Regions from separate parts of the Homo sapiens genome. Here region 1 is linked to region 2. A link is a contact called in ENCODE Hi-C or POLR2A ChIA-PET data. All regions are on one chromosome and are shown on one strand. Each heading gives the region's core, a stretch centred on a gene start or an enhancer-like site at or near the end of the contact. The rest is flanking DNA. Distances are from core to core; before and after follow the strand shown. Region 1 overlaps FRMD4A (FERM domain containing 4A). Region 2 holds the start of FRMD4A-AS3 (FRMD4A antisense RNA 3).

Region 1 (5,757 bases), core at 2,299-4,798, 130 kb after region 2:
AATCTGGAAGATGAATACTAAAAGAAAACTCAACTTGAAGTCATGTATAAATTCCTGTGTGAACTAAACTTCGTGTAAGTAATCAAAGCTGTACTTGAAAAGTTAACTTTTAGAAAATGCAAGTAGAAAACTTCTCATTACCCCATCCTATTCTTTCTTTCTTTCTTTTTTTTTTTTTTTTTGATCACTAGAACCTAGAACTTGGGAGCTCGTCTCACAGATTCACCCATACCAGGGCCAACAACGTCTTTCACCCTGATTGTCAATAGCAGAACCTGCCTTTACTGAGTTTATCGATCTTGAAAGTGAAAGGCCTTTAAAAGTGGTTACACAGTCACTGAAGACCATCCATTGGCATGTGTTGAATTGTATTTATTCCATAAAAGATTTAATCAACAATGAAAATAAACAAACTCCAGTTCCTAAGCACTCACAACTGCCCATACTTTAGGTAGCTTGAACATGATTGCAAATGCCATAATATTTGAATGATCAAATAAATTGTTTGCATTTTAACTTATTAAAAATCCTCTCGGCTGGGCGCAGTGGCTCACACCTGTAATCCCAACACTTTGGGAGGCCGAGGCGGGCAGACCACGACATCAAGAGATCAAAACCATCCTGGCCAACATAGTGAAACCCTGTCTCTACTAAAAATACAAAAATTAGCTGGGTATGATGGTGCGCACCTGTAGTCCCAGCTACTAGGGAGGCTGAGGCAGGAGAATCGCTTGAACCTGGGAGGCGGAGGTTGCAGTGAGCCGAGACTGTGCCACTGCACTCCAGCCTGGGTGACAGAGTGAGACTCTGTCTCAAAAAAAAAAAAAAAAAAAAATCCTCTTTTCCATGGGCTTATCAATTCTCCTCATCCCCACCACCTGCTCTCTGCTCAGACCCTTTTTGCCCATGCTGTACCCTAGAGCTGCCTGCAAAATGCTCCTAACCCCTCCCCATCTTCATCCAGTCATCTTCACCTTCATTCCGTTTATCCATCATTGTATAAGTCACTTGTCTGCTGAGATATCAGTACCTTTAGTGGCTCTTGATTGCCTATTTTAGGGCCAAAGATTTCAGCAGCAAAGACCTTTGGCAGAATTCTATACTAAACTCCGAATATGTAAAATAGATTTCAGGCTGGGCACAGTGGCTCACACCAGTAATCCCAGCACTTTGGGAGGCTAAGGAGGGAGGATCGCTTGAGCCCAGGTGTTTATCATTGCATTAAGCTATGATTGTACCACTGCACTCCAGCCTGGGCAACAGTGAGAATCCTGTATCTTAAAAATATATATATATATTTCAACATGACATTTTAGTAGCATAAGTGAATAACATTTATTTATTACAAGTCCATTTAATGAGAACCATATTTGCTTGCACAATAACAAGAAAATCCTGGAACACACTGATAAGGTGTTTTTTTTTTTTTCAATTTACTTTTTATTTTTTATAGAGGCAAGATCTCCCTATTTTTGCCCAGGCTGGTCTTGAATCCCTGGCCTCAAGCGATCTTCCCACCTTGGCCTCTCAGTGCCGGAATTACAGGCATGAGCCACTATGCCCCGCCTGATAAGTTTGTTTTATTTTTTTGCTTATTTTTTTTGAGTGGACATGCACAGGCCAGAATATTTGAAAAGGACAGGACAGAGTTACTCTTCTTGACTCTGGATGACATGGAGAATAACCATCCAATGAGGCATTTGGGAAAGTTTCAAACAGATCCAAAGTGATGGCAGAAGGATCTATGTTCTTTACCAAGACATGCAGGAGGAGAAGCACAGATTAAACACTGGAGGCTTCTGCTGTACTATGGCATGTATTTGAGTGAAAATGTTAGACATGGTGTATATATATGTGTGTGTGTGTGTGTGTGTGCACGTGTGTGTGTGTGTATGCATGTTGCATGTGTGTCTCTTTTATAAATGATAACTAAATCCAGTTTTGACAGACTCCCCTAGGCATCCCGTATGACCACAGATCTTGGTTTGGTCATCCAAGACCTTCCCAACTCCACTCCATCTTACCACAGAGAGGGGTAACTGAGTGCCCTGGTTTTAAGTCAGTGGACTCTGCAACAAGCTCCCCTTGTTTAAAATCCCACTCAATTATTTACTGTTTGTGAGATTTTGGGCAATTCAGCCTCTGTGTCTCAGTTTCCTTGTCTGTTTAATTGGGAATGATAGCGGTCTGGTGAAGATTAAGTGTATATAGAGAGTGCTAATATCTCCAAACTTGCCTCTTTCTCCTAGCGCATCCATAGCATCCACGTAGTCAACTGCTCTATTCCTTGTCCCCAAAACCCCTGGGACACTCAGGTCTCCGCTTTCCTACCTGAAGTGTCCGTAGCCTGGAAGGCTGCAGGCTAATGCAATTCTTCCTTTCAGGTGGTTAGATTCCTACCCAGCCTTTCAGACATGCCTTGATGGAAGGTTTCTGTGATGACCTTACATAACCCACAACAATCTCCTCTCTGAAGTCCTACAGCTCAGGTACCTTCCTGAAGCCTCCCAAGCTTCCCCATATGAGCGCTCCTCTTGTCTATAATCATTTGTCCCATGTCTGCCTTCCTCTTCTTTGTGCCATAAGCTCCCCGAGGTCAAGTCTGCTGTTTATTGAAGCATGGCCAGCTCACAGCACTCAGCCAGGTATAGGACAGGCATCGAGAGATAGACACATGGAGACAGACAGACAGACACACAGACAGAACACATCACCCATTTGACACACACCTTACCTTGCCAGTTCTTTCTTTACAACCTTTATAGGCTGGCCATGCTGGTCTTCAGTGGACCAATCACTTGGCAAGGAGAAGGCGAGTAAAAGAACAGAAGTGGAATTTGGAAGATGTGAAAGCAAAGATGAGAAAAAAAGAAAAGATTGGGCAATTTTCCCAAGGTAAAGGATCACTAAAATGTGAGTTGGTGGCCGAGTCTACACCAGAGTTTCCAGACTGACCCAAGGGAGTGGGATGTGTTCAGTGTCTAAAAGACACATGTACATGACTTGGGAAAGTTGCATTAGGTAAATAAACAAGTGACGATGACATAGGAGCACCTAGAATTTTTTTTATGGTGAGAAAACACTCCCTTCTCCTCCTGAAGTCTCTAGCGTTCGCTGACTTGGTTGACAATATGGCTGAGGTAGGGACAGGGATTCTGAGTAACGAGCACCTCTTTCAACTTCCTGGTTCTAGCCTTAGCCCTCAGGGCATCAGAAAGATTCTTGCGTTCAGGGAAGCATCTGCCTAAAGAGTCCAGCAGAGTTCATTCTCCTAGCTCTGAGGTGCAGGAAGAACTTGCATGTGCCTCTGACTTCACTGGCTCTCCCCAGGCATCTGGGTCAGGAAAGGGACATAAACCAGTGGCATCCCTTGATTGTCCCCCTTTTGATCCCAACTCATAGTTGTGAAGTCCATAATTATTCCACAGAGGGGCAGTCCTGTTTTTTACTTCCCTAACTACGTGCTGGTGCATTGCTCTGAGACGCAAGAAGGCAACTCCTAGGGAATGTGTAAATAATGCCTGTGCTCTGATTGATGGCTTTGTTTGCAGCCAGAGGAAGTTGAAACTGGGGCCTCTGACCCTGGCCTGGTCTGGCTTCTTCCTTGAAGCCTGCAGTCATGAGCAAGGAAATGAAGGATCACTTCCTGGGGATAACTGGATCAGGAGAAAGCAACAACAGCCAAATGCATAGTTCCCTCTCACTGTTTAAATGGGGAGGTGGCAAGATTTCCTGGGGTGACCCTGGCTCTATAATCAAGTGAGCTTTATTAAATGGCCGCATGGAGCATGTAAATTCTCCCAGCCCAGCTTATATAACACACTTTGTGAGAGGCGGAAACCAGTTCGAATTTGAACCTCTGCAGAGCCCTGCCTGGTAGATTTGCAGACAGCGGTGCCCATGAGACATCTGAAACTTTACGACTACATATTTAAGCATTTATGAGACTTGAACTGTGTTCCATTAAAATGGAAAAAAAAACTGCAAGGAAAAAAATCCTGAGACTTCCAGCAAGGGTAATTAGCCCCAAATGTTTCATAAAGGATTTGATAGCATTCTGGTTGTAAGCCCCTTTCCCCGGTCTGTCATAGGAGAGAAAGAGAAGAAAGAAACCTATTACAAATTCACCATTACTTAAAAAAAATCACATGACAAAACCAAGCAGCTGGACCCAGGTTTAGAAGAAGACTAACCATACAGACCCTATCCCAAAGTGACATTAAAATTTTACTGGAGAGAAAATATTTAAGATATGGACTTGGTTGTTTTTGTCATACCTACCAAAGAAATCCCTTCCTTTTTATGCCCCTGTTCATTCACTCAACTTCTTCCCTTTTGTTTCTAAGTTTGGCACTAGTCCGGCTGGCTTAGTGCCTTCCAACCTCCCACCAGGCCTGGGTCTATTTCTCTGTTACTCCCATTGTACTGTTGCTGGTGGAGAGACCGGAGGGGCGATCACTGGAATAGGAGATGTCCACGTAAAGCCAGTGTTAATCCCTGCCTAGGTGACATCACATAAATATGGCTCAACCTGATCACACTGAACTCCCCATGAAGAGGGCCACACCACAGGGTTCCCATCAGGCTATGTCTGGCAAAGACTCAGCTATTCCGTGTTCTTCATTGGAAGGATAAGAAGTTGCTTTCTATCTGACACTGTGTGCACAGACAGAGAAGGCACGTATCATTAGAATGTATTTTTTAAGCCTTTCTTTTTTACGGAAGGAACTTTCAGAATGATAAGTCAGCAAATGAGGCAGCATTAGTATGCAGAAATAGCTACAAATATATAACAGAAGAGTTTTCTATCTAATGTCAGGGAAAACACCTTGAATCTTATGCAGACCTGTCATGTTCTGTTGAAGGGTGTATGGTCCCAGTGGTCCCCAACTTTTTTGGCACCGGGGACCTGATTCATGGAAGACAATTTTTCCAAGGACTGAGGTTGGGGGATGGTTTCAGGATGATTTAAGCACATTACATTTATTTCTATTATTATTACATTGAAATATATAATGAAATAATTCTACAACTCAACATAATGTAGAATCAGTGGGAACCCTGAATTTGTTTTCCTGCTACTAGATGGTCCCACCTGAGGGTGATGGGAGACAGTGACAAATCATCAGGCATTGAATTCTCATAAGGAGCATGCAGCCTACATCCCTGGCAAGCACAGTTCACGAACAGGGTTCGTGCTCCTGTGAGAATCTAATGCCACTGCTAATCTGATGGGAGGTGGAGCCCAGGTGGTAATGTGAGCAATGGGGAGTGGCTGTAAATACAGATGAAGCTTCACTCTCTCACGGCTCGCCTCCTGCTGTGCAGCCAGTCTGTGGCCCAGGGGTTGGGGATCCCTGCTACATAAGATCCCCAAGAAATAAAGAGACAGCTCTGATGGTTTAGGTATTCACCTGCCCAAAGACAGACCTGGACAGATGGTCTCTTTTGGTTTGTCCAACTCTTTAATTCTGTTGTCTCTGAATGGTAGGAACATATCGAGTGCCCTTACTGATGGCCGGAGTTATTTATAGTCTCATCTTTTACGCTGTCACCTTGAAGGTGCCTTTCTTCCCACTGAGCAGGGCCACTCTGCTCCAGTTCATCTGAGTCAGACTTTCCACAGCAATTTATCCGATCCACACCAACCTATTTCCATACCAAGTATTTTTAAAGACATAAGCAATATTTGGTTTCTTTGTTATCTAAACAGAAGGAAAATCATTTGCTTTAAAGTTACATGCAAGGTAACACTCT
Region 2 (5,789 bases), core at 1,368-3,867:
TCCCTGACTTGTGTGCTTATTGAGGACAAGGACCACATCTCATGTAGCTTTGTATTCTGACACAAGTAGTTGATTTCAATGGCCAGGGAATATCTGTGGAATGAATGAATGAGGAAAGTAATCAAGTAATGAATTATTGGGGAGAGATACAGACAAGTGTAGAAAAAGGGAAATGCCTGGATGTTTTTCCACGTTGACCCTTTCCCCCACCCCAAAGTTCATAGTAATGCATCTAACAATGATCCACATTTTTTTTTTTTTGAGACGGAGTCTCGCTCTGTCGCCCAGGCTGGAGTGCAGTGGCGTGATCTCAGCTCACTGCAAGCTCTGCCTCCCGGGTTCACGCGGTTCTCCTGCCTCAGCCTCCCGAGTAGCTGGGACTACAGGCTCCCACCACCACACCCAGCTAATTTTTTGTATTTTTAGTAGAGACAGGGTCTCACTGTGTTAGCCAGGATGGTCTCGATCTCCTGACCTCATGATCCACCTGCCTCGGCCCCCCAAAGTGCTGGGATTACATGCATGAGCCACTACACCTGGCCATGATCCACATTTTAATGTGGATCTGGCTTCATTACATGATGGCTTTAACCCAGCCCTGGAAATGACAAAGTAAACCCAAGCACATTTTCATCTTTCACCATGCTGGAAAAATCCCAAGTCTTTGGTAAGCTCGCAGGTAACATGGGAAAGGCAGGTGGGGATCCATGCACAGGTCTTCATGACATAGCTGTGGATGGCTGGGTTAGACACACACTGGGCAAATGAACAGGTGAAGGGGTGCATAGTGAGCCAGCCTTGTAGTAATGAAACCCGGTTATTCAGAGGCCCAGGTGAGCAGCGGAAATAAAACAGAGTTGCCATCAACTAAGGTCAGGTTCTTCTGGTCAATGTTCCATCCTCCTGTGGTTCAAAATAGATGCTACATTACCATGAACATGAGAGTTAGGCCAAGTTCTGTCCAACATGCAGACATTAGGAAAAAGCAAGCACAGACACAATCACACAATCTCTTCCTGTAACTGGGGGAAGCTTCTCTCTCCGGCTTTATGACAATGCAGAAATATCATCAGATGTGGTTTGTTGATTCCTAGATTAATGGTTTATATATATGTGTGTGTGTGTGCATATACATATGTGTGTGTATAAATATAAAATATACACACACACTATATGTATACACACATACTATACAGCATATGGATATAAAGGTATACACATAATACAGAAATTATACCCACACATGCTTATATTTGCCTATATTTAAGAAATTTGCATCATGCACAGCCAGTGAAACTTTACGCTTTCATATCTAAGCCATTTCAGCTCAGGTTAGGCTAAAGAATACTTTTTCACTGTTGGTTTTGAGAAGCAACATGATATGTTGGAAGGAGCAACGACAGAAAGAGATAGGCACAGGTTCCAGTTCTGTCCCTGTTCCTAGTGCCCAGGAAGGCTACGTAATCTCTATAGACCTTGGTCTCCTGATTTGGAAAATAGAAATAATAAACCACACACACATCATGTTGTTCTAACAGTTAAACATGGTTGTGGAGGTCAAGCATTTAACATGTGTCTGGATCCATTAGGTGTTAAGAAAATAATATGTCCTCCCCTTTCCTCTTCTCAATATAGTAAAATAATCAGATGAGCAGCATTTCACCAGGACATAAAGTGCTTACAACTGGAAGGAAAAACCATTTTTCAAGGTGATGTAGACCATTTATTGTTTTTATGTAAATGTGATTGTAACTTAAAACAAGCTGTATCTAGTGACCAGTGGTGACCTTACAGTGTCTTTTCTTGGCAGTGCTACGTTAGCACTGGAAACTGGTTCAAGTTACCATAGTTTGCTTGCTTTTTTAATTCATAAGGACATCTTTCTTTGATTCTACTCTATGAAACATAGACTGTCAACTAATTCTGGGTAATCTCTTCTCCCTACCTGCAGGATTTTCTGTATTACAAGCTCTGGTAGTATCTAGATTAAACCATCTAAGAGTAAATTCCTGGAAGTCAAGGTCAGAGAGCTTTTCTTACACAGCCTCCCATCACCCAATCCACCATGGCTTACCAGGGTTATCCTCTTAAAATTCCCTCCTGTCCTGTATGAGTCTCCTCAGTGGAGTCCGTCTCCATTCCAGCTGTGTGTAGCCATAAGTTTGACAAATCAACGAGTTCCTGGACACCTTCCAGAATCTGTGGAATTTGAGTCCGGCAGCGACTCAAAAATGGTAAGGGGGAGGAGCTAGTTTTACAGCCAAACATGCGTGCAGATTAAATCAGTGCCCTGCCAGATGAAATGCTTGCCCTTCTACGTGTTCCTGAGGCGTGACCCTCTGAAAGCATGAATCCCCATGGGCATTGCGCCAGGACACAGGAATCCTGCTGCTCAGCACAGCAGTTCATAGCATTCACAGCGTCTGCCATGTCGTTTCAACTGTTGATTCTGATTGCTGTTGCTTTTATCGTCTCGGCATATCCAACACTGCAGCTATGAAATAGCTGATAATTCATCTCGTTGAAGACCCAGGTCTTAAACATTTGCACCATCTGAATCTGACCCTCAGGTCTGGACAAGTAGAGGCCTGTAGCATGGAACCTGGGTCGTGCCGAGTGGGCACAACCTTGGAGCATACATCCCCCTCCCCCATCCACTGCTTCATTATTTGCCGTCTCCATGGAAACCCCATTCTGTACTGTCAGAACTCACCTTGGCCACCTTTGTACTTACCACCTAAGCACTTTCTTGGTGCTATGGTACTACATATGAAACAAAAAAAATTTTTTTTGAGACTATCTTGCTCTGTCATCCAGGCTGGAGTGCAGGGGCACGATCTCAGCTCTGTTCAGCCTCTGCCTCCAGGTTTCAAGCAATTCTCCTGCCTCAGCCTCCCGAGTAGCTGGGATTACAGGCACACACCACCATGCCTGGCTAAATTTTGTATTTTAGTAGAACCAGAGTTTCACTATGTTGCCCAGTCTAGTCTTGAACTCCTGCCCTCAAGTGATCCTCCCACCTCAGCCTTCCAAAGTGCTGGGATTACAGACATGAGCCACCGCCCTATGCAAAATTTAAAAGGAACTTTTGGTGACCCAATTTATACAGGGCAACCTCCAGTCTTTTAACACCTAAGTTATTAGGGATTTCATCTTGACCAGTGGGTAGGTCACAACAGGATCCCGGTGGTGGTGAAAAACCCATGAACACGACACATTCATACCCCTGGACTTCCCCTCACTCCGTTCGCTTCTTCTACAGCAGCCCTTGGACAAGCAAAGACAATGCCAACAACATCAGCCATCATCCCTGAGATCTTTCCCATCATGGACACCAGCCAAGTAATAAGTGACCCCAGCCCCCAGTGTTATTTTGCTTTGGGAGGGTATATCCAGGGTCCTTGGTGTCTAGATTTATCCACACAACCACAAAACCAACCACACAAAGACTGATGGGCAGATTAAGTCAATCACCTAGGAACTCAAGGAATGGGACATTTCTTGCAGCAACTCAATGGATCTAATTCTTCATGACCTAGAACACCCTCCCTTCCCACCAAAGAAGCTTCCAGCTTCATCCCATCTGTCACCTTGTAGCCCTCCCTTCAGCTCCATTAACAAGCCAGCATCCAACTCGCCCTCACTCCCACTACTGCCCCCAGCCTACTAAAGGGACTACAAGAAATACACCAATTATTAAGAGCCCCAGGGAGGGCATATGAATAAAAGACACCACCTGTCACCAACCTCTGAGCTGAGAGATGGAGGTACCCTGGGTTTCCTGGACAGCTGGTAAGGGTGCAGGTTACAAGGGGTTCTCGTAGTGTATGTCTTGTTTTTGTTTCTTTTCTCTATTTCTAAAGCTATTATTTTTTTATCCCTTCTTTTTGGCTCTTTCTCTCTTTCCTTTCATATGAATTATAAACATATGTATATATTTCTCTGATAATCAGTATGCCTGGCTATACTTGACCAAGACTTTTGTTAAAGAAACAAACTTTATATCTGGGAAGTGCAGGTCTGGGGACTGAAAGGAAAGCTATTTTCCGGAAGCACGTTTTATTGCTTTTATGACTCAAATATCTCCATCTCACCTCATTTTCCTTTAAAGCTAAATATGTAGCAAATGGAGATGTACTGATATGGAATCTCAGTGGGAAATGATTGCAGACAAAAAGCTTATTAGCGTGGTTTCTTCTCTTCTAAAAAAACCCTCCCCTTTCCCAAAATAACTGATAAATGGTCCTTTGTGGAGATGGTTGTGATGCAGCTTCAACAGTTATGAAAACCCTGCTTTACATCTTGCTGGAAATGAGAGCATGCATCACAGTTCTGGATGGCAAATTTGGTGGCTTGCTTCTTGTGGTAACTTAACTGAGGCTCAGAAAGCGTTAGGCTTTAGAAGACAAGTTGACTCCAACTCACAGAATTTTAATCTTATAATATTTTCGACTTTTAATTTTCCAAATAATGTTTATAAAGTAGAAGGACGGAGGATATGTGAATCCAACTCTGTTCCCAAAATGGTATAGCCACGGTTGTTATTTTTGGCTTTTTCTTCTTAATATCTTCACTTGGCTTTTTGAGGATATTATCTAGAGAAGTAAGAACTTCTGACTTCTCAAGGCCCCATTTGTGCCTGAACTCAGCCGAGCATCTCCGTGACCCTAAATTGCCTCGTGTCTTCATATCCATTTAGCCATAAAACTCTCGTTGTTCAGCTGATCTCAACTAGATATCCAGAAGAAAGCAGTCTTATTAAACATTCATCATAAAGAATGAATGGTCAATTGACTTGGGCCTTCCCAAGAGAATTTTTACTTTAAGAAGGAAGTTGTTAACATAAATCAATGTCTAATAGGTGGAATTTTAGGTATCAATATCAACATTTATTGAAGGCTTATTAAATGTTGGTCACAGTCCTCTGTGCTTTGTAGTAAAGTCACAGAATTAAGAGAAGCAGCCTTGCAACACGGGGAAGGAAACCCTTCCTACCACCTCCTTCTTTCACCCTTTCAGCTGCAGGCTCCTACTTCATCCAAGGATCCACCTAAGAGTCCACCCTCACCCAGTGTTCTCATCAAGTCTAATTCTTCTACATTCAACACTTACTTGGAGAAGATCCCACTAAGTGCGTATCTTTCTGCACACATACCTGGTCCTCTCTGCCCCATCAGCACCCATATCCTAAGCCACCAAGAACACCCAAGCCCAGTCCACTTACCTCCTAAAAACTGAGTTTAAGGACAGTAATAATTTGTATGTTAACTTCTTTTTCCGTCCCATCTCCACCTCTTTATCTCCTAATTTAAAAATATTTTCTAATCTAAAGTAGGTCTTTTTTTCTTCCTAAATTGTTTCTTTATATAAAATGTTTTCGGATGATGGAAAATTACTGAGTCATTTACAAAGAAGATCTTTCCATTTCAATTTTTAAATGTAATTCATCCTAAACCAATGTTTTCTCATGCTTCTCTATAACATGGGCATACGGTTTATCTTTCAGCTAAAAAAGCAGGATGTACACAGTGGTCACTGTTAATATGAACTCTGTTTAGAGGTCAATTGCATTAAACAGACTTCCTCCCCAGCAGATCCAAGATGCCAGCCTGATTTAATCTTGGTCTCTTAGAGAATTAATGTCGTTTCTGAATGTGGCATGTAGTTTCAGAGGGGACTTAGTTAGCCTTGGAATCTTATTTACTCTTTACTGGCTTCTGAGAAACTGAGATCTAAAAGTCTTCATGCATGGAACAGCCACATAGGCATCAGAAAGGCAAATCAAGAAA

What was found. A loop is a pair of places that touch in the nucleus more often than their neighbours do. ChIA-PET counts read pairs that join two places held with the same protein, here RNA polymerase II (POLR2A). Pooled maps may share reads with other maps.
Region 1: a pooled map shows a loop between it and region 2 (5-fold over the local background). The contact joins the enhancer-like site here to the promoter of FRMD4A-AS3 in region 2. A Hi-C loop is called at or near these places in 2 of 168 maps with a recorded cell type or tissue (esophagus muscularis mucosa and gastrocnemius medialis) and 2 of 50 pooled maps. POLR2A ChIA-PET finds 5 or more read pairs at or near these places in 3 of 52 experiments (AG04449, WTC11 and activated T-cell).

Annotation. Positions count from the first base shown.
Region 1 is chr10:13,943,727-13,949,483 of GRCh38, reverse strand. The region is part of intron 2 of FRMD4A (FERM domain containing 4A); the gene reads left to right. Among named protein-coding and RNA genes, the nearest start is that of FRMD4A-AS2, 45 kb to the left of the region's middle. RefSeq lists an enhancer at 3,003-3,503. Within about 2 kb of position 3,548, at least 5 of the 41 ENCODE cell types and tissues checked have a DNase peak (open chromatin) inside an H3K27ac peak, as active enhancers do.
Region 2 is chr10:14,071,112-14,076,900 of GRCh38, reverse strand. FRMD4A-AS3 (FRMD4A antisense RNA 3) reads right to left here and starts at 2,617. Exons shown (of 3, transcript NR_120638.1): 1 at 2,075-2,617. All of the region lies in intron 2 of FRMD4A (FERM domain containing 4A), which reads left to right.